2 separate regions of the Mus musculus genome follow, and region 1 is linked to region 2. The links are chromatin loops, found by intact Hi-C in ENCODE. Cell type or tissue: heart. All regions are shown on one strand. Each heading gives the region's core, and the rest is flanking DNA. Links, peaks and the distances in the headings are about the cores only.

The links. Hi-C counts contacts between places; a loop is a spot of excess contacts. Peaks named below come from ENCODE experiments on the same cell type or tissue, not always from the same donor. Only the 100,000 strongest peaks of a DNase experiment are listed, where the experiment ranks them.
Region 1: it touches region 2 in a loop (2.6-fold over the local background); 3 of 42 quality-filtered maps call a loop at or near these places.

What each region holds. Positions count from the first base shown.
Region 1 is chr3:83,281,450-83,294,590 of GRCm38, reverse strand. It overlaps Dchs2 (dachsous cadherin related 2), which reads right to left. Exons shown (of 20, transcript NM_001357165.2): 9 at 12,307-13,141; 10 at 9,148-9,387. Among named protein-coding and RNA genes, the nearest start is that of Gm10710, 160 kb to the right of the region's middle. In heart, for the core only: a CTCF peak has its summit at 7,556; no DNase peak of the experiment used is centred there; H3K4me3 peaks cover 420 bases; H3K27ac peaks cover 220 bases; H3K27me3 peaks cover 351 bases.
Region 2 is chr3:83,466,649-83,483,550 of GRCm38, reverse strand. No RefSeq gene overlaps it. Among named protein-coding and RNA genes, the nearest start is that of 1700028M03Rik, 99 kb to the left of the region's middle. In heart, for the core only: a CTCF peak has its summit at 7,879; no DNase peak of the experiment used is centred there.

The DNA of each region.
Region 1 (13,141 bases), core at 4,503-12,502, 190 kb after region 2:
TTTCTGTTATTATCCTTTGAAGGGCTGGATTCATGGAAAGATATTGTGTGAATTTGGTTTTGTCGTGGAATACTTTGGTTTCTCCATCTATGGTAATTGAGAGTTTGGCCGGGTATAGTAGCCTGGGCTGGCATTTGTGTTCTCTTAGTGTCTGTATAACATCTGTCCAGGCTCTTCTGGCTTTCATAGTCTCTGGTGAAAAGTCTGGTGTAATTCTGATAGGCCTTCCTTTATATGTTACTTGACCTTTCTCCCTTACTGCTTTTAATATTCTATCTTTATTTAGTGCATTTGTTGTTCTGATTATTATGTGTCGGGAGGAATTTCTTTTCTGGTCCAGTCTATTTGGAGTTCTGTAGGCTTCTTGTATGATCATGGGCATCTCTTTTTTTATGTTTGGGAAGTTTTCTTCTATTATTTTGTTGAAGATATTAGCTGGCCCTTTAAGTTGAAAATCTTCATTCTCATCAATTCCTATTATCCGTAGGTTTGGTCTTCTCATTGTGTCCTGGATTACCTGGATGTTTTGAGTTAGGATCCTTTTGCATTTTGTATTTTCTTTGACTGTTGTGTCGATGTTCTCTATGGAATCTTCTGCACCTGAGATTCTCTCTTCCATTTCTTGTATTCTGTTGCTGATGCTCGCATCTATGGTTCCAGATCTCTTTCCTAGGGTTTCTATCTCCAGCGTTGCCTCGCTTTGGGTTTTCTTTATTGTGTCTACTTCCCCTTTTAGTTCTAGTATGGTTTTGTTCATTTCCATAACCTGTTTGGATGTGTTTTCCTGTTTTTCTTTAATGATTTCTACCTGTTTGGCTGTGTTTTCCTGCTTTTCTTTAAGGGCCTGTAACTCTTTAGCAGTGCTCTCCTGTAATTCTTTAAGTGACTTATGAAAGTCCTTCTTGATGTCCTCCATCATCATCATGAGAAATGTTTTTAAATCTGGGTCTAGATTTTCGGTTGTGTTGGGGTGCCCAGGACTAGGTGGGGTGGGAGTGCTGCGTTCTGATGATGGTGAGTGGTCTTGATTTCTGTTAGTAGGATTCTTACGTTTGCCTTTCGCCATCTGGTAATCTCTGAAGCTAGCTGTTTTAGTTGTCACTGTTAAGAGCTTGTTCTTCAGGTGACTCTGTTAGCCTCTATGAGCAGACCTGGAGGGTAGCACTCTCCTTAGTTTCAGTGGGCAGAGTATTCTCTGCAGGCAAGCTCTCTTCTTGCAAGGCAGGTACCCAGATATCTGGTGTTCGAACCAGACTCCTGGCAGAAGTTGTGTTCCACTCACTAGAGGTCTTAGGATCACGTGTGGAATCCTGTGTGGGCCCTTGCGGGTGTCAGGCGACTCAGCTGGCAAGGTAGCCCGGGGCTCGAGTGGAGTGGAAGGAGTTTGTGCCCCAGATCAAGCCCGGGTAGCCTGCTTCCCTATGTACTGCAGTCTCAAGTTCCGCGAGATTGGATTGGGGCAGGCGCTGTGTTCCACTCACCAGAGGTCTCAGGGTCCCGTGGGGAGTCCCGTGTGGGCCCTTGCGGGTGTTGGGCAAGACACTGCTGGCAAGGTAGCCCGGGGCTCGAGTCTCAAGTCGAGCGGAAGGGACTTGTGCCCCAGATCAGGCCCGGGTAGCCTGCTTCCCTATGTACCGCAGTCTCAAGTTCCGCGCGATTGGATTGGGGCAGGCGCTGTGTTCCACTCACCGGAGGTCTTAGGGTCCCGTGGGGAGTCCTGTGTGGGCCCTTGCGGGTGTTGGGCAAGACTCTGCTGGCAAGGTAGCCCGGGGCTCGAGTCTCGAGTCGAGCGGAAGGGTGTTCCTAACCATCTTAATGGCAGAAGTGATTCTTCGATTGTTCTGGCTTGGAATTTTCTTGAAGCTTCTAATCTTCCTTCTATATTTTTTCTATCTTCTTAAACTATAGGGATTAAGTCCTTTTCAATATTGCCAAATTTCCTTTAAGGATGTTGCCCATTCTCTGAAGCCCAGGTCAAACCACTGTCACCCCCAGCTATGGTTTCTACTGTGAGTGATGCTTTTCTGGTTTTAAAACCTAGTGGCTATCTTCAGTTTTTACCTATTTTAGCTTCTCCATGATATTATCAATTCCTGACTGATATCTAAAAAGACATAAAGGAACAAGAAAGGAGAAGAAAAACACATAGGAAGAGGAGTAAAAGAAAAAATAATTTTTCCAGTTATTTATTTGTTTTGGTGCTCAGTATGGAATGCAGGGTCTCACAAATGCTAGGCAGACATGCTATGATTGAGATAAAGCCCCTAGTTGTTTCTCTGTGTCATATTCGTCTCCTTGTTTCCAGAGTGAGATGAAAATGGCTTATTCTTGCCATAGTTTAATTAGCATCTTACTCTAATGGATAGAGGTAGAACTGCATACGCATTCATCTAATTTTTCCTAATCACTGACTCCAGGTGACATCAGTACCTTTTTTGAGCTTCAATTATTTGTTTAGTTAATTCTTTTCCTCCCTTTCTTCCTCCTGTCCTCCCTCCCTTCCTTCTATCATTCATTCACTCATTCATTCCTCTTATCCTTCATCTCTCCTCTCATTTCTCCTCCCCCCCACCACCCCATGCTCAATTATCCACGCACATTTATTGCCAGACCTGGAAAAATATTGTTAAGACAACTATTTTGGTCTGCATAGCTCCTTTGTGTGGAATATACAATAAATCTGAGTTATAAAGAGTGATGGGATAGACTCCAGGAGGAAGTAGATTCAGAGAATAGATAGATAGTATGTTCATTGTTTCGATCAGTTAAGCATGCAGCATTCTAAGGGAATGAGCAGGTGATTAAAATGTAGTGCTATGACGACCACGAAGTCTGTCTCCCCACAAGGCTCATAGTACAGTACTCAGGACAGACAAGTAGTCATGCAAGCACAGTTCTACATGATATGATATGATATGATATGATATGATATGATATGATATGATATGATATGTTTGGCTAAGCCCTCTGTAGAACCATGAAGATGAGCAGGAATTAACCAGTAAGAGGAAAGAAAGATACATAAAATCCATACACTTCACCAGCATCTACAGATTCTCTCACAACATAGACCCTGTTATACCTTCAATTCTTCTCACCTCACAGCTCACCCTTGCTATATTCCTGCCCCCCCTTACTTCTTTTCTGCTCTCTGAACATATTTGCTTGCAGACTCAGGAGTTACCATTTCCTTTTGGCTCGTCCCTCACTGTTTTTTAAAACAGTGCTTAAACTACTGTCTCTCAAATCTAAACCTATGCTTGCATGCCCTGACCTATGACAATAGAGTCTAAGACTATAGCTCTCCTTTGCCCAGTGACTTTTTTTTTTTTTTTTTTTTTTTTTTTTTTTTGCCCAGTGACTTCTTATCTTCAAAGACTTGTCACAAAGGGACACTGGAAGGAGGCTGAAAGTCCAAAGCGGTAAGGGCTAGGAATATGGCTCAGCAGATAAGAGCATATGCTGTTCTTGCTATAGACCTGGTTCAGTTCATAGCCACTCACAACCATCTATATCTTCAGTTCAACCAAATGCCCTCTTCTGGCCTTCATGGGCATTGTGCACAGATCACAAATATATATACAACAGGCAAAATATCCATAACAAAATAAAATAAATAAATAATAAGTATTTTTAAAGAGGGGCAGATTGGACTTTTTTCTAATTACATATTGTATAGCAATGCTATTCTGTCCATTTAACATTGCAGATTCTGCAGAATTCTGTCCCTTTAATTCCAGATTCTACACTGTCCCTCCTCTTATTGTCAGTCCTCTGAGTTTCAAAACTTCTCATTTTGAATCTAAGTGGTAGATGCTTCCAGCCTCAGCTCTCTCTCTCTCTCTCTCTCTCCCCTCACCCCAACCTTCATACTTGTGTCCTTGCTCATGCAGCTGTCCAGCAAAATTATTGCAGCATCTAATATTGTTGGCAGAACATAACTGGCAAGAACATTTGTCACAAGGAGAAGGTCCTGCATAGTGTGGGATCTGGCCTCTTTGTCCTGGAATAGAGTGCCAGTGTCTTGTCACAGGAGAGAGAGAATACCAGTAAATCATCACTTGTGTGATAAAACAGATAACCAACCACTTGGGTTGGACTGTGAAGAAGTGATCATTAAAAGTCTCAAAGTGGTTAGGGAACCAAATGTCAGTATAATTTACAGAAAGCAAATGACAAGTTGAAGTTTTAAACTTGGCAGCTTGATTCACAGAAGATTGCCAATCTACTATGATAGCCCTCAAGATCAATGTTCTTGAAGACTTGACCTGCATTGAACGGCAGATACACAACAGAGACAAAGGAATGAAAAAGTCCACTGACACCCACAGCCAGAGCCTGCAGTGTGGTGGGCACCAAGATGGAAATGTAGGTTATAGGGAGATAAGAATCCATATTGACACACACCTTGGAAATATATATAAAACCAATTTAAACTACAAGAGAAAGACCTATGACTCGCAGCAGAATATAACATTGGATTGTGAAGACTTATTAACACTTTCTGTCTACTAGGAATAATACATATTATTCTATTTTCCAATGCCCACACCCTCAGACATTTCTAAAGCCAAAAGAGGACGTGCTTCACTTATTGTTGGGGAGGAGGTAAATAAATAAGTAAATTCATATATTTCAAACAACCTGAAGCCATTTATGACTCGTGAGCCTTGCTTTCTCCATTGAGTGCTTACATTGTATGTCTGGCTACCACAAGAATCTGGGCTAAAAGAAAGCAAAATATACTAAATCCGGGTCTATAGTGTAGAAGGGAGATAGTCAACAAATACAACAAAGTCCGAGTTTAGACCAAAGTTTTAACAAAGACAATCTCAGTGTGAGATAATGACTGGTCCTTACACATTTCCCCCTTTCTCTAAGTGCATTTATAGTTGGAATCCATATAGAGAAAAATCGACATAGTGTGGGTCAACCAAACACCAACAAAAGGTCAACAGGACATTAGTAAGATGTTAGCAGAAGTAGACTAACCCTATACAAAGCATGTTACGTTGTTTCCTCTAGCAACGGCCTCAGATTGAGAAGTTCAAGATCTTACATTCCCAATGGCCTAAATTGAAAGTTTCTGGAATCAGGAAGAGAACAAATAAGACTGGGTGGCGCCAGGATCCTATAGCTTTCTAATGCACCGCTGGGCTGGACTGAACCTAAAACCAGCAAGGGCTGTTGGTAAAGATTCAGAAAGCAGACTGATGAGCAACTACAGCAGAGTTCCTGTGAGCAATCGGTGGATATCTGCAGCAGTAGATGGCCAGAGGAAATACATCTTCATAAAGAAAGTGACATTATGCTTGCCCAGCAGGAGCGATACCATGATCAAGAAGTTGACAATAAAAACTTAATAGTCAGCCCTATTGTCTGCTATTGAGAGAAGATATTTAAAACTGCCATATATTTGAATATTTTAGTATCTAGGGATGGGGATGAAGCTCATGATAGACCACTTGCCTAAGATGTGCCAACCCCTGGTTTCATGCCCAGATAGTGATAACAATGATAATAAAGATAATTTAGCCTCTTGATTTAATGGGCGTGTGTACGACTTCTCTTGAAAAGTGTACACAATGGCTCTTATGAGGAGAACACGGAGTACTCCAGAGTCGGAGAGGCGAGGAATTCCTACTTAATGTCTGCCTTTTGTTCTAAAACTTTTCTCCTACATTTTACATATCTGATGTTAGATGCATATCATGAGAAGTGGTGTCCGAATTAGAGTCAGGGAAGTACTGTGCTTTCCCCTGACTCCAAGACTGGGTTTGAAGGGCACAGCTGTACCTCACACACAGAGAAATTCCTGTCAGGGTACTGCAGTACCTTGCACAAAGAGAAAGTCCTGTCTGGAGACCATATGTAGTTTCTTCAGGATGGCACTGGGTACAGAGGACATTTGCACAGAATAGAAACTCCCATCTTACTGACCAATGCACTGTTTTGCTAAGGTGTCACATTTCACCACTACTGAGCAAGTGCCATAACCCCAAAGCCATCTGCCCTGCGAGGTGCCTCTTCCTCCGGGGAGCCAGAGGCAGCCACAGTCAGCTCTATGCACTAACAATGGAGCTCTTGTTATGGAACCAAATACTGGGAAAATTTTAATACCTCAGTTAAAATCTAGTAGTTGTTTTTTTTTTCTCCTTTTAATACAAGAAAAAAATCCTGCTAGATTTAGAGTGAGTCACACAATATAAACATTCAAATCCCTTTGGACTTCGAATGCCAAACAGCACTGAGTGGTTACGTTTCAAAAATCTGCATTCTAGAATGCCAGAACACATATGCTCAGCTCTCTGGTATTAAGTAACACTATAGTATTTCTTTAATACATACTATAAAGTAAACCATTCATAAATTCCAACCCGATGCCAGTTATGTTAAAATCCCAAGTACGTCATTTAATTCTCATGCATAATCCTGTTCCATTCTTTTAACCCACTAAGTGCAAAAAGAAGAAAAAGAAAAGGAAAGGGGAAAAACACAAAAAGAAAAAAGATCCAGAAGAAATATATTCAAATACACACACACACACACACACACACACACTCATATGTATTTACAAAAACACCTGCTTAATCGCTTAACAGATCTGGCTTCATTAAAAACACAGTAAATACAGTACTTGTATGAAATTCTCCAAAAATATTTTTAAAATTTTTATCAATTTGATAAAAAAAGAAAACAAAAATCTTTCAGTAATCCAAACCATCTCCAAGACATGTAAGATGAGATGAAGTTTGGGGGGGATGTTAAGTTGTACTTTAAACATCCACAAGTGTAAAGCTGCAAAAGTAATAACTGTACATCTGAATTTTCAGTTGTATTTTTGATGTCTATAATGATAAGGTTTCAACTCAAAAGAAAGTAACTACACAGCAAAGAAAGAAAAAAGAAAAAGAGAGGGGGGCGAGGGAGGGAGGGAGGGAGGGAGGAAGGAAGGAAGGAAGGAAAAAGAAAGAAAGAAGGAAAGAAAGAAAGAAAGAAAGAAAGAAAGAAAGAAAGAACGAGAGAGAGAGAAAGAAAGAAAGAAAGAAAGGAAGGAAGGAAGGAAGGAAGGAAGGAAGGAAGGAAGGAAGGAAGGAAGGAAGGAAGGAAGAAAGAAAAAGTAGACAGATTTGCATATGGCAGTCTTGTTAATACTTTCAGAGAGGGGGGTAGAAATTTTTTTTCATCTTTTCAAATATAAAAGAAAAAGAAATGCCTGTATATAGTAGAATCCTGTACAGGCAATAAAATTAACGAAGTGTGGCCAAGGGGGAAAAAAAGATTGCAGGCTGCTAAGCTGCTCATCAGCAGTGTCTTCAGCCTACGCGATCCTTCGGAGGCTCCTGCTGATGGTTACAGCAGCAACCATGGACGAGAACATTGCTGAACTAGGACCACTGTGAAACGGGCAGCTTGAGTGTGTTCCCCATTGTTCCTGTCACCCAAAAGCAAACAGGGATGGAAAAGCGCTAACTTCTAAGCAGGGACCGAGAGCAGCTGTGAGCATGCTCTGTTCTGTCCATGTCCGAGGAAAAGTCTTTGATCACACTGCCCCTCTCTGGTCAAAGAGGGAAAATTACGTTAGCCCTTGAAAAGCGTCCCTAAACATGTTAGACAAATTCACATCAAAGGCTCATCGATGCACAGTGGTGTTTCCCAAGAGATCAGAGCAGCTGAGCAATTTAGAACTTAGTTTGAAAGCTAAAGAAATCTATCGTTTACTCTTCTGATCAACATTTATGGGAGAAACACCACTGAGAGCCCTCTCGGGGTTGTGGAAACGTAAGTGCAAATTTTACAAATGTAAGTTTTAAAGACTGGTTAATTAGATGGTTTGCAATAATTCTGATGGGAAAACTCAGAAAGTGCTGTTAATAGCAAAACCTGAAACACCGAGCTGTCAATTTTATCACGATTTAGTTTAAAATAAAAACGGAATGTCATTAAATCTACTGTGCCTTAGACATCCAAAGAGCCTCAGCGCTGTTCAAGAGCAAGTCGGAGACACTCATGAATTCCCTGCCACCGTAACTGCCCATTTTAGATTTTTGTGTCTCTATTCTGTGTTCATTGTAAAACTAAAAATGGTAGTTGACATTGCTATTGACTGTGCCAGATATTCATACAGTCTTTCTTTCCACACAGTCATGCCTTCATACTTCTAACAGGACGACATATTAAGCACCACAATTGTCTCCATTTTACAGACAAGAAGAACAGAGAGGTTGGTTAGTAACTTCTTCCAAGTTGCACAGCTTTAGGGAGAGATAATTCTGAGATTCAAACTTGGGCTGTGTGACGTGAGCTCATGAGCCCTTGGAGCGAGCCTGTCCTGCACTGAGGAGATGAAGAAGCACTGAGGAGATGAAGAAGCACTGGGGAGATGAAGAAGCACTGAGGAGATGAAGAAGCACTGAGGAGATGAAGAAGCACTGGGGAGATGAAGAAGCACTGGGGAGATGAAGAAGCACTGGGGAGATGAAGAAGCACTGGGGAGATGAAGAAGCACTGGGGAGGTGAAGAAGCACTGAGGAGATGAAGAAGCACTGAAGAGATGAAGAAGCACTGAGGAGATGAAGAAGCACTGAGGAGATGAAGAAGCACTACACTTCTCACGCTCAGTGCATCCAGTGTGCTGAGATAAATGTGGCCACGTGGGTACCTCTGCTTGCTGCATCCTCGTGAAAATCAATAAGTTATGTGTTTATTAGGCAGGTGCCACTCCAGATAATAATAAGGATCAACACAAACAGATGCTAGACAAAAACAAGCACCAGCTACAGCTTTTCGTTTCATGTATGCTTTGAAAATACTTGATATTTGAGGTAAGTGGTAACTCTGTTTCCCCATAGCTATTATTTTTCTTAATTTGTTTACTGTTAGTGTTTATGGGTAAGTACATGCACAGTACACATGCGGTATAGCACATGTGTGGAAGTCTAAAAAGAACACTCCAGAATCATTTATCTTCTATCATGGGTTCCAGAAAGCCAACCCAGGTTACTCGGCTCCCTGGCAGCCATTTTCCTACTGTGTTATCTATGTCTCTCATAGGCTACTCTCTCCCATGAGTACTATTTTATATTAACTATATAACTCTTACATGCTTTTTTTTTAATAGCATCTACTACCTATTTTTCAGATTACCTGAATCCGTGTCTTCAGCTTCAACCCTTGTAACAAACACCCCTGGACTTTGGTTTTCTTTAACTGAAGTTTCATACAGAAGTTGCTTAAATGCTGGTGTCTCATCATTTACATCAAGGACAGTGATTGTCAGAGTCTGGGATGAAGAGCGTGCTGGCATGCCACCATCATGGGCCACGAGGGTCAGGATATGCTGAGTTTTCACTTCATAATCCAAAGGGCAGGCTATCCTCAGCAAGCCTGCTTTGAAAGAGAAGACACAGTGAGCTATGGATGTCATCTTAAGACTGCTTGCTTACTCTACCACAGCTTACATCGCTTTACTCAATTGAAAACTCAGTTCTCTTTGAAAGTGAGTGAATCATAAAAAAAGAGAAAGACATTTATTGAGCCAACTTCATATTCATATATTATCTACAACAGAAAGTTAATGTTCTTAGTCAGAAAGTCAAATTGAGTTGTAAAGACAAATGACAAATTTAAAAGTCTAGCCTATACCTGAGAGGCCTACAGCAAAGTCGTTAGTCTACAGAACATTTCCCTCACCTTCAAAAGCATCTATGATACTAATAACATATAGTCTATGATGCATGACACACTTAGAAGCAAACAAGTTATTAAAATGTGTATATGACTCCATTGTTCAGACATTTGATTTCTGTTAAGGAGTTGGCATCTCTTATACTGACTCTTGGTTACTTGCCACTTGCTTTATTAACAATAAAGGGCAAATAAAATGTTTTGCAACACAGACAATAAACTTCACAAAAAGCCACTTTTCTATCCTACTGTTGAACCACACAACTCCGTGTGTGTACAGTGTTTTACACAGACAGCCATCATAAAATAATAACTGTTGTGTATTTCTTTTAGGATGATTGACTCCCTAATATTTTCTTCAAATAATTAAATATTGAGAAGGACCTTGAAAATAGTTGTTTAATAATTACTCATCATTATATACATTGAGGCTGTAGGAAAACTCACTATGCCATTTATTTTTATTAGAAACATGAGTCTTGTAAGAGGAAAAAACTCCCATCTCATATGGATACATTCTTCAATTATCATTTTGTCTTTGAAAAATACCTCAAGAGAAATAGCCATTGTAATAGCTCAAGATTCATGAGGCCAGCATTACTAAGACACAATTCAAGTTTATTCTTCCTTTTTAAGAGGCTGAAACAGACCTTCCTTGGGCATCTTGGAAAGCATTTAAAGTAGCATTAAATCAGCTCTGAGGAGAGCTTGCAAAGACCATGAGCCTGTGTCTGGAGAATCTCTTGTCAGCTGGGCACTTAGGTGGTGTTCATGTGAGCCTCAGAAGGGAACCATATGTCAGGATCTGAGAAATGTTCTGATAAAATTTCCCAACAGAGTAGAGCCAACTATGCTCACAGCTTCCAAATCTGACACATTGATTCTCATTCCAAATAATGTTCTTCACAGCTGGCCAAATAGTTTACATCTGAGATCCTCCTGCCTTAAGTTCATGTTGAAATCACTATTTTACAGACAATTATATCGTAATCCATAAGTTTCTTAAACATCCTGAAAAATTACATAAAGAGAAGTTCATTTCCAAATTCACGGGGTTGAGATTTTTGTATACCCTTTTATCACATCACATTTTAAAACAAGCATAGTGGGTGGCATCTGACAACACAGTGACAGCAAGACCTCTGAACTGGCAGTGAGTGACATTTGTACAGAGTGAGTGACCCTAGTAAATGCTGATGTAAAAATTAAAATGCTACAACTGATGTAAAAAACAATGTTACTGATGAGCAAAATAATTCAGCCATTAAAACCTGTATGTAATTTTCAGTTACTGATCGATGTTGGCTTACACAATCCAAGGGCACATTTGCACACTAGAACCCTTGCATAATGATCTTGATTTGGCATATGGCCACTTTGCTGTATTTCTAGCAGCATTCACTACTTCAAAGACTCACAGTGGTTGTTCCTGAACCCTTGGACCATGAGATATGAGCTACCTACAAAGCAGTTATCAACAAACTGTTCAATAGAATGTCTGTGCTTTCTCTCTCTCTCTCTGTCTCTCTCTCTCTCTCTCTGTCTCTCTCTCTCTCTCTCTCTCTGTGTGTGTGTGTGTGTGTGTGTGTGTGTTTGTGTGTGTGTGTGTGTTTGCATGTGTGTGTTTGGTGTGCATGATGAGTGTGAGCATATGTGCATGTGTGTGTGTGTGAATGCATGTGTATGAGTGTGAGTGAGTGTGAGTATATGTGTGTACAAATGTGTGTGTGTCACATCTCTCTAGGAAGAATCTGTCACATAACAACTACCATAGTAGCATTATTATAGAGCAATAAACAATAAAGAAGAGTTGGTAGGGAAACAGAGAAGTCCAAACTCTCGCACACTATCGGAAAACATTGTGATAATTCCTCAAAAATATTTTCAAAATTAGTTAAATAATCATAAAGCCCTGTCTTTCCAGAGAAGTTACAGAAGTTTTAAGATGCTTTTAATTATAATTAAAGGACCATACACCCCAGTAACATCATTTCTGGATATTTATGCAAGAGACTAGAGATGAGGGTCTCTGGGAGGCAGTGACAATGTCAAAAGTCTATCAGCAGAAGAGTGGCGACAGAAAATATGGTACATGCAAGCAATGGTCCTTAAACTCCTGAGGGAATTTCGTCATGTGTGATGGCATGTCTGGACTTGGAAGACATTGTGCTGACTGAAATAAGCTAGCCATACAAAGACAAACACTGCGTGATTCCATTTATCTAAGCTATCTAAAATGATCAAATGTATAGGGTTACCAAGAGGAATGGTGTTTGTCTGGATGCATAGAGGAGGAAGTGAGGGAAAAAATGGATTAGATTAAGTAAACAGTGTGACCTTTAGAGCTCTGTTGCACAGCACTGAGTTCACAGTGAAGAATAATATATTCTGGAAGTAAAAACATGTTAGGAGTGTTAAATTTTCTTTCTACAAAGCTGAGCATAGTGGCATCCACATGCAATCCAATTACTCAGGAAGCAGAGACGGGCAGATCAGGAATTCGGTGCCATCCTCAGCTACATTGTGACTTTGAACTCATCCTGAGATATAGGAGAGCTTTTTTCAAACAAAGCATAACAAGACATTTAGCAAAATACAATAATAACTGAAGCACTGTACCTGAGGAGCTGTCTAGCACGAAGACCATGTCCTCATTTCCTGAGAGGATGCTGTAAGCTACTTCTCCATTCATCTCTGCATCTGGATCCTGGGCAGTTATGCGGTGCACCACAGCACCTACTTCAGCATCCTCTCTCACATAGGTGATGGGATAGGACACAAAGGTGGGGCTGTGGTCATTCACATCCAAAATCACCACTTCTGCTACCAGGGTCCTCCATCGCCGATCTGTCACATTCACGGCCTGATCTGATGCCGTGACAGTTAAGATGAACGTTGGAACATTTTCTCGATCCAGGGGAGATGCAGTGACCAATGCACCAGAGGAGGGGTGGATGAGAAATGGGTTCACTCCAACAGAGCTGGATTCTGCAAAGTATTGTATCCTACTGTTCAGAAAACTGCCATCGCCATCTTTGGCATTGAAGACATACACCAGAGTCCCTACAGGGACATTCTCCTCTATGCTTATCACAATGAACTCATCCTGGAAGGATGGAGAATGCTCATTTTGGTCTTCCACATCAATGCTAAGGAAGACTGTGCTGTTCCAGGCAGGGCTTTGGCTGTGATCTTTAGAAATCACCCTGATAAGATAATGGGATGTCATTTCGTAGTCAAGTTCCTTAGTTAGGAACAAATCTCCTGTCGAGCTGTCAATTTCAAAGTGGTCGTCCTTGTCCTCTGCAGCAATGCTGAAGTGTAACTTCCCACCATGGTCCTGTTGAAGGGGATCCGGTGACTTCATCAGGCTCATGATCTTTGAAGGCTTCGTGTTTTCCGGGATAACTAAATGTCGGATATTCTGAGACATAAGAACTCTCCCTTTGGAGAG
Region 2 (16,902 bases), core at 3,418-11,417:
CATTTCTAAGTGCCAGCCCAAGGCCAGGGATGCTCCTACAGAACGTTCCTGAGCTAGAAAGGGGCCCTGGCTTTGGGGTCAGATTTCTATTCTCAGGCGTGTTGCTCTGACCTATAAAAAGAAAATGAACGGTAATTATTTCATAGGCTTGTGATTATAAATTTGAACACAGTTCTATAAAAAGCGACTTATGATCTTTAAAGCATGAATATAATTCATCCTCATCTCTATTCTCACACTAATAAAATAATAGCATTTCATGTGCCTTTATTTAGTTAGACATTGTAAGTGCCCTCTGCCATTGAGGGAAGAGTAAGTGGTGACATTGTCTTCTCAGTGAGTCTCTGTTATGTTTGTCATACAGTGACCGTTCGACCCAGAGTGGAGAGGCATGTGCTAGGGAGATGTGAAAGCATGCGCACCTGCCTTTGTGTCATTAGTAGTCCCTGCAATGCCAACCTCAAGGAGACAGGATATGGTAAATTTGGAACCATAAGCAAGAGTGCTGTAAGGGAAGAGTGTCATTTCCTCTGGAATAGAAATAGCAACATAGGTTCAGACAAGATGACTTTCCTTTAAAACGCTATCATTTTGCCTGGAAGAAGATGACCTAGACAGCAAGTCACCATACCTTCCTCACACTATAAAACCTGGCAGAGAGGTCGGGATGACCTGAAGCCCTTTTAGTGAAAGAGTCCCTGCTTTACTACTGTTTATTACATAAACTCATGAGTTGAAATCTGATTTTGTGTGTGTGTGTGTGTGTGTGTGTGTGGTTGTGTGTGTGTGTAATGTGCATGTTTAAGTGTGTCTGTATGTGATGTTGATGTGTGAATGTGTGTGCATATGTTTTTGTAATGGGTACATGTGAGTTCATGTATATGATGTGTATGCTTGATTGTATGTATGTATGTATAATGTTGGTGTGGGGGGTGTGGGTGTGTGTATGAAAGAGAGAGAGAGAGGGAGAGGGAGAGGGAGGGAGAGGGAGAGAGAGAGACTGGGCTTATGGAGGTCAGAATTTCAGGAGGTGGTTCTCTCGTGGTTTTATTAGATAATTCCCAAAGCTGCTTTCTCTGCTAAATTCAAATCAGTTTCTTGACAGTCTTCAGGAAGTCTGAAACATAGTGTGGCCTCATTCCTCTGCCTCATGTAGGCTTCAGCATTCCTCAGCCTGTAGTACTGGGCACTAAAGCCTAATCACCAAAGCACACAGCAAGTACATAGTTAATACAACCCAGTCAAGTCTGAGAAAGTGAACAGCAGTCAATGTGGCTGAAGGAAGGTACTGGCTTCCTGACCTCTACTAGGTAACTTCCTTCCACTGGGCCCAGCTCTTGAAGGCTTGACCACCTCTGTGGCTGTTTATCAATTCTCTGTGGTTACAAGGGTTAACACTTGAGCCTTTAGCTGACACTTCTGAACCACAACACTCTGTTTTCCAGTCTAAACAAATGACATCTTCCTCTCATCATTAATATTGCAACCAGGCACCTGGACCCTTGGAGGCATTCAGAGACTGAACCACCAAACAAAGAGCATACATGGATTGGACCAAGGCCCCCACAAATAGGCAGCAGACGTGCAGCTCGGGCTTCATGTGGGTCCCCCAACAACTGGTGTGGAAGCTGTCTCTCAGGCAGTTGCTGGTCTGTGGAATCTGTTCCTCTCATTGGACAGCTTTGTCTGGCCATAGTGGGAGAGGATGCACCTAGTCCTGCAGAGACTTGATGTGCCAGGGTAAGGGATACCTAGGTGACTTCTACCCTCTCAGAGGAACAGGAAATGGCAAGGGGAGGGGCTGTGAGGGGGAATAGGGAGGAGGGAGGGGGAGCCATCAGGATGCAAAGTGAATGAATAAATTAAGTGATGAAAAAAATATTGCAAGCAGGATGTTCTAGCCCTCCTATGCTTGCTTATGAGTTCCAGTCTCTTGAGCAATTTCATGTCCCTTCTAATTTCCCAGCTAGTCTGGGTACCTAACCTCTCCCACAAGTGATCTTGGTGTCTGCTGTGACTGTGGCTTTCAGGACTCTTCTCTAGATCCCTGCTCTTTGCCAGGATGAGCTGTCCTCCTTCCCTGGCCGCTGTTTTTATTTGTCCCAGTGGTGCTATTCTGGTTTGACAATTACTTGGATAATGAAAAATGAGATGTACTTACTAGTAATAAAGATTGTTTCATTTTTAGACAGTTTAAAACATGAAAATAATCTTGCATATTTATCTGAAATGCATGGTCTTCTATTTCTCACACATATTTCTCCCTCTGTCTTTAGAAACAATTTACAACAGATTTCCTTTCTCTCTGCAACATAGAGCATAGACTGTATGTATGTACAGTGAAATGAGTGCCAATTTAAAAAGAGACTCCAGAGGAATCCCTTGCCTTTTCTGCCATTTGAGGACATCAGGAATGTCTTGGTATAAAGATGGAAGCAGGCCTTCACTAGATAACAATTTTACTGTCACTTTGTTGTGAGCTACTACGTTATCCGAAGAGTGAGAAATGAACACAGCTTGAGACACACCTTACATTAACAATAATAAACCCTGTTAAAATAGCCCAACTTCACCTTTGAGTGTGACCAGTCAAGGTTGGCTATGTGGTGGTTGAGGACTGGGAAGGGCTGGGAGGCATCCTGAGGTGGATCGGGCAAACTGGGGCAATGGAGAGGTTTGGTAGACTTCTGTGAAAAGACAGTCAAGCATTAGTAGGATATAAAATAACAATAAGAGAAACATCTCAGAGATGGGTAAGACTTAGAGGCTTCCCAGGAAAGAGGTAAAAGAGTCAAGGAAAAACTAGAGAAAAAATACATGTCTAGAAGAAATCTGTTGCCCCGGTTCTAGGAGTCCCAGTAGGTCAAAGGAATGTATTTGGTAAATATATTTACCTGTCCTGCCATTGCAGGAAGTTCTCTAGGGTGAGACTTAGGCTTGCTTGTCCATGCTTTTCTTTCTCCGATTTTCTATGGTTATGCCCAAGTCTTTAATGTTTGCAGGGAACACTGCTATGTGAACACTGTGATTCTGTAGGGCGGGGCTAGTCCTGGGCCCCCTAGTCCCTCACTGTGGCTTGGAGGCTTAAGGCCAACTCCCTGCATGGGAATAACAGAGAGCTCCCTGGTTTCAATGCTTGTAGCCATCCTTCAACTGACCCTGACCTTTTCATCACAGGGGTGTCTGGCTCTCTGTGACACTGCTCACAGGCTCAGGGAAGGAACCACTAAGCTGCCTTTGGGGACTGACAGACTTGAGGAGGCTCACTAATGTGGGAACTTCTAGTAAGTGCACTCCTAATCCTCCTAGCTGCCTTCTCTTTGTAGTGCTCCCTCCCCCATTTAAAGTTAATCCCAGCACAGTATTAACTGGATCAGGGTGGTAGGGAAATAAACTCATCTGAAGTAACTGGCTCTGACTCAGGATTCCACAGTGAAACTTAGTCAAGGTGTCCCCAGCACTCAGAGGTCATTAGACCACCCGTGGCAGTATTGTTCCTTACACCTAGTTCATTAGCAAGCTCTAAAGGCTCAGTATTCACACTAACATTGCAGTTTGCCCATATTCAGGGCCTTGGCTGTAGGTTTCCTTGCCAAGCAGCCATTGACCTTGCCAATACCATCATCTTCCTTCATTTTCTCTTAGAGTCCTAATCTGAGTACTTCCCACAGAAGCCAGAGAACAGATCATGCTAAGCCCACCAAACCCAAGGTCTTTCCAATGTCCAGAGGTAAAAGCCAGACCCTGTATCCTGCCTGGCCCCTCTTCATTTCTATACACTCAGACTGCCTCTTCACCCTAGCCTGAATATCACAAAAGCCCTCTGTATCATCTTCAGTCAAATCTCTTTATGAAGTTACTTCTCAGCCTGGTTCTTTTTTAGAACGTTAACATACAGCCTGCCCTGCTGGCCATTTCTTAATTGTATTTCCCCATAAGTCCATACAGTTTGTGTATGGTTACTGTTTATTGTTAGGTTGTAGTTTCTTCTGCTGTTACAGTGGAAGTGTTGAAGGTCAGCATCTGTCTGAGTTGTTCATTGCTCTATTCCGCAGGGTTGAATATGCAAGCCAACACTGCCATCATTTCAAGTGCCATCTGACATCGGGTACTTTTTTGGCAAGCTTGTCAGTTGCCAAAATTAGGTTAAAACTAACCCTTGGAGAGAATGTTGCAATCCCAGATGACCAAAGGAGTTTTCATTTAAAAGGAAAGACACGTATTTCTCACAGTTCTAGACATCAAAGTGTAGAAATCAAGATGAAGGCATCTGGCCAGGGTCCTTCATGGTGGAAGAGCTATGGGTGAGCAAGGACAAGCAAGTGAAAATGGGCTGGAGTCAATTCTATAAACACTGTGTGAGTGTGTGTGTGAGTGTGTGTGTGAGTGTGTTAATGTGGGCACAATGGTGCCATCATATGAGTGTGAAGATCAGAGGACAATTGCAGGTATCAATCTTTGTTTTCTATCTTGTTTGAGATAAAGGTCCCTGTCGAGTTTCTTCTCTGTACCCCAGGCTAGCTGCCCAAAGGATTCTGGGCCTTTGCCTGTCTTCACCTTCCATCTTCTGCAGGAGCTTATGTTTACAGATGCCTGCTCCATACTTGTGTATTTTACATGGGTTCTGGGAATTCAAACACAGGTCCCCACAGTTGCACAGGAAGCAGTTTTATCCACTGAGATTTCTTTCCAGCACCTTAGCTGTTTTTAACAAGCATATTCAGGAGATCATTAACCTACCTCCATGGTAATAACAATAACTTGTTCTGTTCATCCATTCTGTTCTCCACTTCGAACCCAGTCTTCTCTTATAAGGTGTCCCTTCTGATTGCAATGATTTGGGGAATACGTTTCTAAAGGATGATCTTTTGAAAGCACATTCAAACCACAGCAAGTGTGAGAGAGAAACATCTTGAAAATTAGTGCAAGTGAAGGAAGACAATGAGGACCCAGCTACAGGGACTTCAGAACTGTGTGGGCAGAACCCAGGGTACCTTATTGGCTATACATGAAGTGGAAAGTTACTGGAGGACCTTGGGTAGAAGAGAAGACCCTCAGGCAGGGACCCAACTGGCAGAGCTAAGGCCCAGAAAGCCCCTTCTTACAATTCAAGGTCTGATGGAGCCCTGCAGACTCCTGGCATGCAGTAGCATAGCATGAGACAGCCAGCAGGGTAGGCTGTATGAGATGGCCAGCTTGGGAGGGTTGGAAGACAAGAGCTGGGAGAGGCTCCAGACAGCCATCCCATAATAGAAAACAACATTTTACTCCTAATTTGCAGAGCAAACTTGATTTTCAATAAAGACCCCTCAACACCGATCAAGATGGGACAGTGTAGCCAGAGGACAGAGCTTTCATGGATTTGCTTTTTAACCTCACTTGCAGTCTCTTCAAAGAAATCTCAAGTACCATCCCAGGAACCCTGAAGAAAGCATCCAGTTGTAGCTGTCTTTGGCTACTGTGTGGGTTCTTTCTTCCACACTTCTCCACCCCCTTTCCCTACCCTTTCAACCCCCTAAAACTAGGTAGGAAAAAAAAAAAGAACCCACAGGGGAAAGGAAAGATCTCTACACAAAATCAGGGGCCAGAAAGTGGGTGACATTATATTAGAATATTTTCTGTTGATTAGAGTTCCTTGGGGGCAAGTTTGGTTTTTCTTTTCAGGATATCCTTCTTCAGGATTCCTTCTTGTTGTTTCTTCTTTGTGCGCAACTACTAATCAAACCATGATGTACAGCAATTAACAACAACCAACAGTCAACCAAACAACAACCTACCCCACCTTTCAGGACCCTAGCATTTTTGCTCCCTCTGAAAAGTCCCCAGAATTCCAAATGTCACACAATCACAGAAACTATCTGCAGCTAGCAAAATCCTTCCCATGCTAGAGCATTAGGCAAATCACTGTCAGCTGCTGTGAAGCAGTCCTATAGCCCCATATCTGGGATTAAGGGATTAAAGCTGAACACATTGTTATAATATTTCTGTGTTTTTTTTTTTTAAAGAAACCAAAATCCCCAAATTGTCATTACATCCAGTCATATGAGATAAAGAGTGTATTATGTGAGTGTATTATGGGGGGGGGGGTGTTAGGTGAACCACAGTTGAGACAGTCCAGAGATTCCATCCACAGGTGAAAAAGGACTGGAAGTAGCTGGGAACAGGCAGCTTCCAGTACTGCTGCAGGAATGGTGCTTCTGGGTAACTGGATTTATGGTCCTGGGGCAGGAAGAATGTCTCTCTAGCATTTAGTGTTGTGCTTAAAGGCAAGAAAGTGACTGGGAGGTGGGCAGTGAGTGAGATGTAAAGTAAATTAGTAAAATAAATAAATAAATAAAAGCTAGAAAAGGAAAAAATAAACACAAGAAAGGTTCTTTGCTTTCTGTATTTTATTAAAAGTTTAGTGTGAGCTTTCTTTTTCATAAAGCACAAAAACAAGAAAGACTTTCTCTTTCCTTCAGTGTTTCTGACCCGAAGGGATCTTTCAGACAACTCATCTAAGTCTAGAAGAAACAAGGACTCTTTTCAGCCTAACTTAATACCAATAATATATGGGTTTAAATCCATGTCACATGTGTCAACATGGTGTGAACAGAGACTTTGAAACTGTGATGATGATCTAAGAGGATCCAACAGTTCTAAGAGGTCTGAGTTCAGGGGAGTTCCCAAGTATCCGAAGGAAAGCAACAATTTCTGGAACCCAAGTTACCTTCCTCCCTCTTTGCTTTTGAGTGTGTCTCAGAAATGATAAATAAAATAAAGCAGCAAGTACAAAAATTTTCAAAACTCTCAAATCCTCCAACTTGTGACCTTTTGCAATCAATGTCATATATGTGAATTTCTTTATTCTATAGAAGTCAGTAACAAAACGTATGATTGGTAAACACAGATAAATGTCTAATACCATTACTGACTACATGAACACAAATCAAACTATAATTATGTACTACCTTACACACCCTAAATCAGATGTAGACAAGACAGTAGTAAACACAATCAGAAATTATAGATATAAAACCATCATAAGTTAGGTGACAGGAATATATCATGTTAAATCGACTTTGGAAATCATTTAGCAGTTACTTATAGTGTTAAAAAGAATTGCCACATGGTCTATTACTAAGTATATGCCAAAGAGAAATAAAACATCCATCTCCTTATAATTGTGCACAGGACTGATTTATGGGAGTATTTGCAATAGTGCTGTGAAATTGAAGACCACTCTAAGCTGATTAATAGATAAAGAAAGTGTGCTATGTCCTTTCTGTGCTAAATTACTCTGACACGTAAAGGACTGAAGCACTAGTGAATGTACGATATGAATGCATCTTGAAAATATTGCGCTAAGTGAAAGAAGCCAGTCCCCTCCATGCCCACCAAAATCCCACACACACTGCTCAATCCCATTAATAAGAACTATCTAGAATATAAAAATCCATGTCAAAGGAAGTCCATTTGTGGTTGGCGAGGACGATGCAAGGGGGAAGTCAAGAGGGAACTGGATGAGACTATTGGTACTGATAAGCTTGAGCTTCCTTTAGAGAAATAAAAATATGTGAATTTTAATGACAGTGACAGCTGCACACATCTGTGAAAGACAGTTCAAAATAAGAGGAATGCAAGCAGAGTGAAAACAGAACTGTCTGTCTCTTGTCTAGGCCCTCATATACTGCACAGGAGAGAGATTTCTCAGAACAATGGCAACTGGATTCTAAAACCACCAGATGAATTTAACAAATGGCTGAGCCGTTTTCTATCAATGATAAACACACTTAAGGTTATCGTTCTAAGTTTGGAAATCTCAGCTCACACGTGATGATTTACTTCTTCCTGCTTCTTCTTGGTTGCTTGACAGTAAGATAAATACAGCACGCTCCCATCCGACCTATAGATGGCAAACATGTATCACTGTAGTTCTTAAAGCCAGGCTAAATGGGTAAAAGGAAAAGGTCAGATCCACTAAACATCTGTATGCTCAGGCATCTCATGCATGGTGCTCCTGCTCTCTGTAAGCTGCTTTCTCTTCATTTGTTGCAAAGATTAATTGATATAATCAATCATGAGAGTTTGCCAATCAAATGTAAGAAGGTAAAGACAGTTTTACAGTATTTGTGGAGTACATCTGGGGTCTGGATCATTGTAAAGGAGACTTGACCCACTGCACATGATTCATGGAAGAAGCTGCATCATACCACCTAGGGAAACATAAGTACAAAGTTTGAATCACTCTCTTCATACTACCTTCTAACCTACTGCTTTGATAAATGCACCCACCATCTACCTAAAGGACCTGGTACTGTAAGTGTGGTCAAAATCTCGAGAAGTCATAGACCGTAGGGGAGAAGTTATAGTGATACTGTTTTCTTTTGTATTTTGTATTTTGTTTGTTTGTTTTCTGAAACAGGGTTTTTGTACAGCCATAAACGTCTTAGAATTCTTCCTATAGACCAGGCTGGCCTGGAACTCAGAGACCCATTTACCTCTGCCTTCTGAGTGCTGAGATTAAAGACTTGTTTCCTAAATGCCATGTTGTCAAACTGCCTTCTAAATATCTATGTTTACTTGTTTCCACAGATATGCGCTTCTCCCAACCTTGGTCATGGAAGCTTCTTACTACAGGGGCAATAATGGTTAGCACAGAGAGACATCATGCAAGCTCATGGCATGGAAGAAAAGCTATCTCCTGCCTACACGAGAGAAAGACCAGTGAGACTGATGGCAAACAGATCCTTTGCTATGAGAGCAGCATCCCATTAGGTGGCTGAGGACATGGAGAGGCCAATCTGGACCCAGCTGATGTGAATACACTGAAGACATGGGCTGACACGTAAGCGAGATAAGAGCATATTTGTCAACTGAAAGCTCAGCATGGGGATTAGCCCAAGAGGGTAGCCACATAATGAGTGACTTTGGAAAATAGTAAAACTAGGGCTTTGCAATAGAGAGTTTGAAAGAGGAGGACAGGCAGGCCAGCCGTCAACACTGGCTAGACCACATCTGGTTATTGTGTTCAGCCTGTGACTCACATTTTGAGAAAGTGGAACATATTGTTTTGCCTGATAGTGTTGATTGAAGTTAGGCCAATTGATCCCAAGTCTCTCCTCATGCTGTGGTTTAGTAACTAACTCCTGATACTCACGAATGCCCCACCTCTGTGTCTGTAACCCTATGCAAGCATCACCTTTCCACTGGTCTGTCTCTATTAAAGAGATGCTGTCCATGTCTTTGCTGTGACAGTGCCAATGGCTCTGGCCTGGGCGCTCCCACAGAATAATATAGTAGGTCTCAGGTCTAGCACATACTCTGCTACACAGCTTAAGTCACATTTTTCTGCACCTCCATTTGTTCATCTATGAAGTGGGGACGAATAAGAGTATTCTCAGATTTCAGGGACAATTAAATGAGACAATGTTGATTGGGAGTTTAGCCCAATATAATGAAAAACCATGAGAATCAGGCCAAAGAAATATTTGTATTGCAAAGTGTGCCTTGTGCTAGTCAAGTAATACCTAGCATGCTTCTTACAATAGCTTCTGCATCCCAGACCTTCTAGAATTAGTCATATCCAGTGGGTAAATAGATCCAGAGAAAAACTTATAGATGGTGAGTCATGGATATACCTTGAACATATCTTGCAATTTGCTAAGACATTTGATTCACAAGATCTGTACTAACTTCTCTAGAGATTGGGGCCACACCATGCTGTCACCATCTGCCTTACAAAATTAGAGACAACAAGAACCTCTTACTGAATAGCCACCTCAAGTCTTGGTATTGATATTTAATACTCATTCTCAATATTTGCAATGGCAGAGGTGAGTTCATAACAGGCCAATGCTGTTCAGTTGGTAGACTTTACACTGTAGCTTAGCAGCTTAATTGAGCAAGATGATTTGTGAATTAGATAACCACATGGACCAGAAAGTTTAAAGGATGTCACTCAAGGATGGGCAGGTTATATTTATAGCTGGAGGAAAGGGTGTGGTGTATAAAATCAGATGTGAAGTAGAGACTTCCAGTTGGCCAGAGCTCCTGTCTATCTTATCTGAACCTAGTCTGGATAGCTGGCCACTTCAGCTACTGGTTAGTAGAGTAGGTTGCAGTCTGTCTACAGGGACAGACTAGTTGCAGCTTCAGTGTTTGCAGCCAGGTTTTTCTGGTGAAAGTCTAGATGGACTGTGGCCATCCCAGCAAACTGTCTTCCACTGAGAAGAGGACCATAGAAGTGGCTCAGTGAGTCTGCTCTGTCCTCATGATACTAACATGAACCTTGGACTTAGGTAGAAGAACTGGGGCAGAAGACAAGGGTGCACAACTCAGCCATCTGGCGAGTGTGTGCTCTGGGTGATCCTCATCTGCTTCCATAAGACAGTCTGAAGAAATAAATAGCTGGAGGGGATTAATCTAGTTTGATCAAGATGCTCAGGTCTGCTCCAGTGCAGCATTGCTTTCATAGACAATTTCATTGTATTATCCATGCTCTGTCCTGTGGGGAGAACATGAATGCTTCTAGCATCTCAAGAGGAAAATGGAAGACAAGGCCTCATCTTTTCTGACAGGATGTGTAGCAGAGAAACTAGGCTTTGCTCACTCTTTTAGTCATCGTGTAGTCCTGAGGAAAGAGTCTATGCTTTTCAACAATATCAGCTCCTAAGTGCCTGTTTCAATATGGACAAAGATGCTGACCAATGTAACATACAGACCCACCAGGATTGTTTCACCCAAACTTTCTACTTTAACAGTTTTGACTAGAGTGCTAAAATGTCAAGGGCTTTCCTGACTTCTAATTGGCTGACAGGTTATGGGTGTATCATGCTGGGCCTTGGGTGTCCTTTCTTTATACACTGTGGAAATGGACTGAGTATGGGTCACTCTAGACACTGCTGTGATTTGGTTGACCACTGTACACCTGGTTCAAAGTTAAAGGGCCTGTGGGTTACCAGAATACCAAAGAACTGATGGAGAAGTAGCATTTTGGTGAACTGAATCTAAGTGCATTACAAACACATGGCTTGAATGCTCCTTGAAATAAACATAGGTTTAAGAAAAAATGGAGAAGGAAACAAATATTTTGGCAGCACACTTTTTTTTTTGAACCCCAAATATTTGAAATCTGTTCAGGCAATCTTGCTCAATTCAGAATGCCATTTAACTCCCACGTGGTAATGGCGATTACGCACATAAACAGGGAGATTCAGCATCTTTCTCTTGCTGGAGCATTCCATAGACCAACAGCAAGACTTTTAGGAAACAGTTTCTGAAATCCTCAAGAAGTGGAGGTTTAGATTCATTTATTTTTACTTCTGTGGTGTTGGGTCTAACCCTGGGCCTCATGCTTGACCACAAAGCTACATCTCAAACTCCAAAGGACATTTTCCATTCTTGACAGTTCTAAGGGATTAGACCCAGGACCTCCCATGTGTGAAGCCATACCCCTATCTCACTCTTTCAGTTTGAGACAAGAGCTCATTAAGTTGCCCTGAGTTCACTTTGTAGCCCAGGTGCACCTTGGTCTTGCTTTCTTCATTCTCAGCCTCTGGAGTAGCTGGAGACATGAAAGGTAGGAATAATTAATGTGTGGCTTAAATGATGACCGGTGGAGGAGTCCGTCTGTGTGTGTGTGTGTGTGTGTGTGTGTGTGTGTGTGTGTGTGTGTGTGTGTGTGTGTTTGTGTGTGTGTGTGTAGGCCAGGGGTTAACCTCACTTGTTACTTTGCAGGAGCACTCTCCACCTTGCCTTTTGAAACAATATAACTCCTTAGGTCAGCTAGAATGGCTGGTCAGCAAATTATCAGGGTTCTACCTGCTTGCACTTCCTCTGTCCTGGAATTACATGACACCACACCCAAATTTTCTTTTTTTTTATTTAAATATTTTTTATTACGTATTTTCCTCAATTACATTTCCAATGCTATCCCAAAAGTCCCCCATACCCACCCACCCCCACTCCCCTACCCACCCACTCCCCCTTTTTGGCCCTGGCGTTCCCCTGTACTGGGGCATATAAAGTTTGCGTGTCCAATGAGCCTCTCTTTCCAGTGATGGCCGACTAGGCATCTTTTGATACATATAGAGCTAGAGTCAAGAGCTCCGGGGTACTGGTTAGTTCATAATGTTGTTGCACCTACAGGGTTGCAGATCTCTTTAGCTCCTCGGATACTTTCTCTAGTGGGACTGAATTTAGGTCTTTGTACCTATGGGGTAGATACTTCACTAATTGAGCTGTCTTCCCAGCACCAAGCTCCTAACTTTTTAATTTAATAATTAGGGACATGGTTAGGACTCAAAACCTCAGAAGCTATATTAGTTTTAAAGATGAACAATAATGAAAATATCTTAATCAATTTTATAATCTCAATCTTATGTACAAAGGACAGTCAGGTTTCTAATTAGATATAGCAAGTGTGGAGGCCACTGAGGGAGACCCCTCTCTCCGAATGACCAGCTTGTAAAATCAAGATTGAAAATGGCAGGTCTCTGATACCTGGTCAGAAGAAACGGGATCTGCCACATCTCCATTCCTGAGTAGAAACAAAGAGTTTGGAACAGCTTGAAGAATTATTTACAGGAAAGTATCTAAACCACATAAGATCTCTATGCTTCTGAAAGCTTCCTGGTAAAGAATAAGGACATGTTCCTTTCTCTGAAAGCTAAATCCGAATGGCCTGCCAATCACCTGCGCAGGAAGACCCCCTTCAGGAAGTTGTCTGCATCAGACAGCAACTGTCCACTTTCCTCCTCTAAGAACTTTGTAATAAACTGTCCATGCCTCACACAACTGTGTATGTCTCACCCAAGAACATAAGGGGTAGGCAGCAGGGAGTGCAGAGTGAGATCCCAATAACAAGACTGAACTTGAAGGCAACGTTGCTTGGAAGGCTGGGCGCTGAGACCAATGAGTGCACCCATCTACTATAAGCCAGACCTTCACTTTGACCAGCAGACTGAGACACTGAGCCCTGCCTTGAGCTCCCTGCCAACTGATCCCAGTGTCCAGTGCCAACTAGGGTTCCTCACCTGCGCTTCCACACCAGCTTCAGGTTTGGAAACTCTGTGACAGTCTGATCCTAGTCATCACAGAGACCTGCAGCTGCCCTCAATCTGCCTCGCCACTGCCACTATTTCTTTACCTCCCTGGGAACTGATTTCCAACAAGCAGCACTGGCTGTCAGCTTGACTATGAGCTAATAGCCAAGGTGTCTGCTGACAAGGCCCTTGGCATTTGCATTTTAACAGGGGGTTGTTACAAGAATTGAGACCCTAAGAAATGGAGTTATAACTGTAAAACACTAGGAAGCAGGATATTTAGAGCAGGAAACCCTCTCCTTATGTGGCTACACCTGTTGGCTAATCTAGCCCATGCCTTTCTTCTGTAGAATGGAACCTTTCTCTTCATCCTATTTAGCATAAGGGGAAATGGCAACACTCCACAGCAGAATCCAGAGCCCCTGGCATTCTTTTTGATTTGGTTTGGTTTGGTTTGGTTTGGTTTTGGTTTTGGTTTTTTCGAGACAGGGTTTCTCTGTATTTCTCTGGCTGTCCTGGATTTTACTCTGTAGACCAGGCTGGCCTCAAACTCAGAAATCTGCCTGCCCTCCCAAGTGTTGGGATTAAAGGGGTGCGCCAACACTGCCCAGCCGCCCCTGGCATTCTGATTGTTAGACTTTTTAACAGGTAATGTCTAACGAATCAGAGAGTAAGTCACATGTCTACGAAACATCTGGCCTATGTGCTCATGATCCAGGTACCTGCAAGTTCTGACCTCTAGGGACTCACTCACTGTTGACTAGAAGAAGTGAATCTCACTGATGGGAGGGAGTAAAAGAAGGAAGCACACAATGGCAGAAACAGATGGACATACTTGTTTATCTCCGCAAAACACCAGAATTTCTTGACTAATAGTGCTCACAAGCTACCTTGGTGTCTGGCTGAAATTTTCTGAGTCAATTCCCCTTCATAGTTAACTATTGGCTGTGAGGAGCCGCCCTTGCAATCACCATTACAAGATGGCGCTGATATCCGGTGTTCTAACTGGTAAACAAGTAGTCTGCGCATGTGCTAGGGTATTTTTCCATGCCTTGTGCCCTGCCTGTCCCATGACGTTATCTGGGCTAATGGTGAGCAGCTAATCAGGAGCTGACACGTCTCCAACCGCTCTTTGTGGGTTATAAAAGGACCGAGTTTCCTGTGTTCTGGGCCTCCTCCCCCAGAAGCTAATGATCTTTCTCTTGAGATGCATTAAAGCTATGCTGCAGAAGAACCCGTGTGTGTCCTGTGTGTGTGTCCTTGCTGGCGAGACTCCATATCATATCACAGACACAATTGGCAAAAATGGGTTGTTTTATTCGAATCTTAGCTACTAATTAATGTTAACTCTTAGGTTACACACTACACGTTGAATAGTAATATAAATCATACACATGTAAATGTATGTGTGTGCACGCTTGCCCACTCCTGTGCATGTATGTGTGCACCTAACAGAATTGCTCAAGGGTTGAAGAGGCCATGGCCAAGTGAAGGAGTCCAAAGAGAAATGAAAGAGGGCAGAACGTGATAGAACCTCAAAGAAAATCTCTGCTAGAGTTAGACAAGCAAATTGTTTCAAAACTGCAGAACCAAGCTGCTGGGTTAGGTGGGCCTGATGGTCAAATTGAGCTGCCAGAAGAGGTGTGGGACCACGGAGGGGATAAAGTACCCAAGGAGGGCAGCATTAGTAATGGAACAAACTGAGCTGAAGACACTGGGGTAGCAGGAGTTTCTGCATGCTAGTCCCTTGACACACTCCAGGACTCAGGTGACAAGTCAGTGGGGGCTACCATCATTGCAGCTTTTGGTATGCACCTCCTTTTAGGGTTCGCCTAAGGTTGTTCCTCAGTCTGCTATGTGCCTGGCATTCTTGATATGATTTTAATGTTGTTCATGTGGTCCTAATTTGCTTTGATAAATGGATAGGTGTCACCCTTTGCTTTGGGGAATGAGCTACTATCAGTCTGTGCTCATGCATGATGCTGGAGAGTTGTTGCTGATTATGTGCACAGCAAGGTATGGAGTTACCCTCCATCCTCAAAATGGAGTGCAAAGACCCTTATAAAAAAAGGTTCTGCTTGGTCAGCATACAGTCTAGGAAAAAAGTAAATAAAACACTGCTTTCCACAACATGGAGTAACTGAGAGCAGGACACAGCCTGCTACCAACAGCTGGGGAGAGTTCATCTGCTCCCAGGTTATCCTGCCCTCTCCACACCGCCACATTCCCCTTGCTCCTTGTCTGCCATGGCCTCCTACCCTAAACATATATTTGGGGGACAAAAGAGATCTATTTTAGTACTTATGAAAACTACAGAGAATTGTGAAGAAAAAGCATAAAACAAAATTGGTCATAATGAAAACAAAATTAAGAGCATTCATTTAATTTTTAATTTAGGCAAGGTTCTGTTTCTAATAAGCTAATGAGCATACATGTGCTTGTGCACATATATACATATATACCTATCATGTTTGTCATATTATAAGAGTTTTCCTATATTGTTAGACAATTTTTAAAATGGTATGTATGGTATTAAAAAGGGAATAATAAAGTGAATTCCTGTGATGAGTTTGGTTTTCATCAAAATGATCTCTTTATTCTCTTTATTAAACTCTCTGATTCAAGGGAACAGAATTGTAAAATTGTATAAATCTTAAGTACAAGTGCTTGTGTGGGACAATCTATAGTTTTCTAGCATCATATATGCTAAAAAAGAAGGTTTGGATATTTTTTAAAGGAATTTTATTGAGTATTTTTGCATTAATATTCATAAGGAAGATTGGTCTGAAGTTCTCTTTCTTTATTGTGTCTTTGTGATGTTTAGGTATCAGTGTAATTGTGGCTCCATAGAACGAATTGTGTAGTGTTCCTTCTGTTTCTATTTTGGGAATAGTTTGAACAGTATTGGTATTAGGTCTTCTTTGAAGGTCTGAAAGAATTCTGCACTAAAACCATCTGGTCCTGGGCTTTTTTTGGCTGGGAGACTTTTAATGACTGCCCCCATTTCTTTAGGGGTTTTGGGACTGTTTAGATGGTTTATCTGATCCTGATTTAAGTTTGGTTTTTGGTATCTGTCCAGAAAATTATTCATTTCATTCATATTTTCCAGTTGTATTGAGTATAGGCTTTTGTAGTAGAATCTGATGATTTTTTGAATTTCCTCAGTTTCTGTTGTTATATCTCCCTACTCATTTCTAACCTTGTTAATTAGGATTCTGTCTCTGTGCCCTCTGGATACTCTGGCTAAGGGTTTATCTATCTTGTTGATTTCCTCAAAAAAAAAAAAAAAAAAAAAAAAGCTCCTGGTTTGGTTGATTCTTTGTATAGTTCTTTTTGTTTCTTCTTGGTTGATTTCAGCCCCAAGTTTGAATATTTTCTGCCATCTACTCTGCTTGGTGTATTTGCTTCTTTTTGTTCCAGGCCTTTCAGGTGTGCTGTCAAGCTGCTAGTGTGTGCTCTCTCCAGTTTCTTTTTGGAGGCACTCAGAGCTATACATTTTCCTCTTAGCACTGCTTTCATTGTGTCCCATAAGTTTGGGTATGTTGTGCCTTCATTTTCATTGAATACTAAAAAGTCTTTAATTTCTTCATTGACCAAGTTACCACTGAGTAAGGCATTGTTCAGCTTCCATGTGTATGTGAGCGTTCTGTTGTTTTTGTTCCTATTGAAGATCAGCCTTAATCCGTAGTGACCTGATAGAATGCATGGGTTTCAATCTTCTTACATTTGTTGAGGTCTGATTTGTGACTGATTATATGGAGGTACCATGAGGTGCTGAGAAGAAGGAATATTTTTTTTGATTTAGGAAGAAATGTTCTATAGATATCTGTTAAATCCATTTGGTCCATAGCTTCTGTTAGTTTCACTGTGTCTGTTT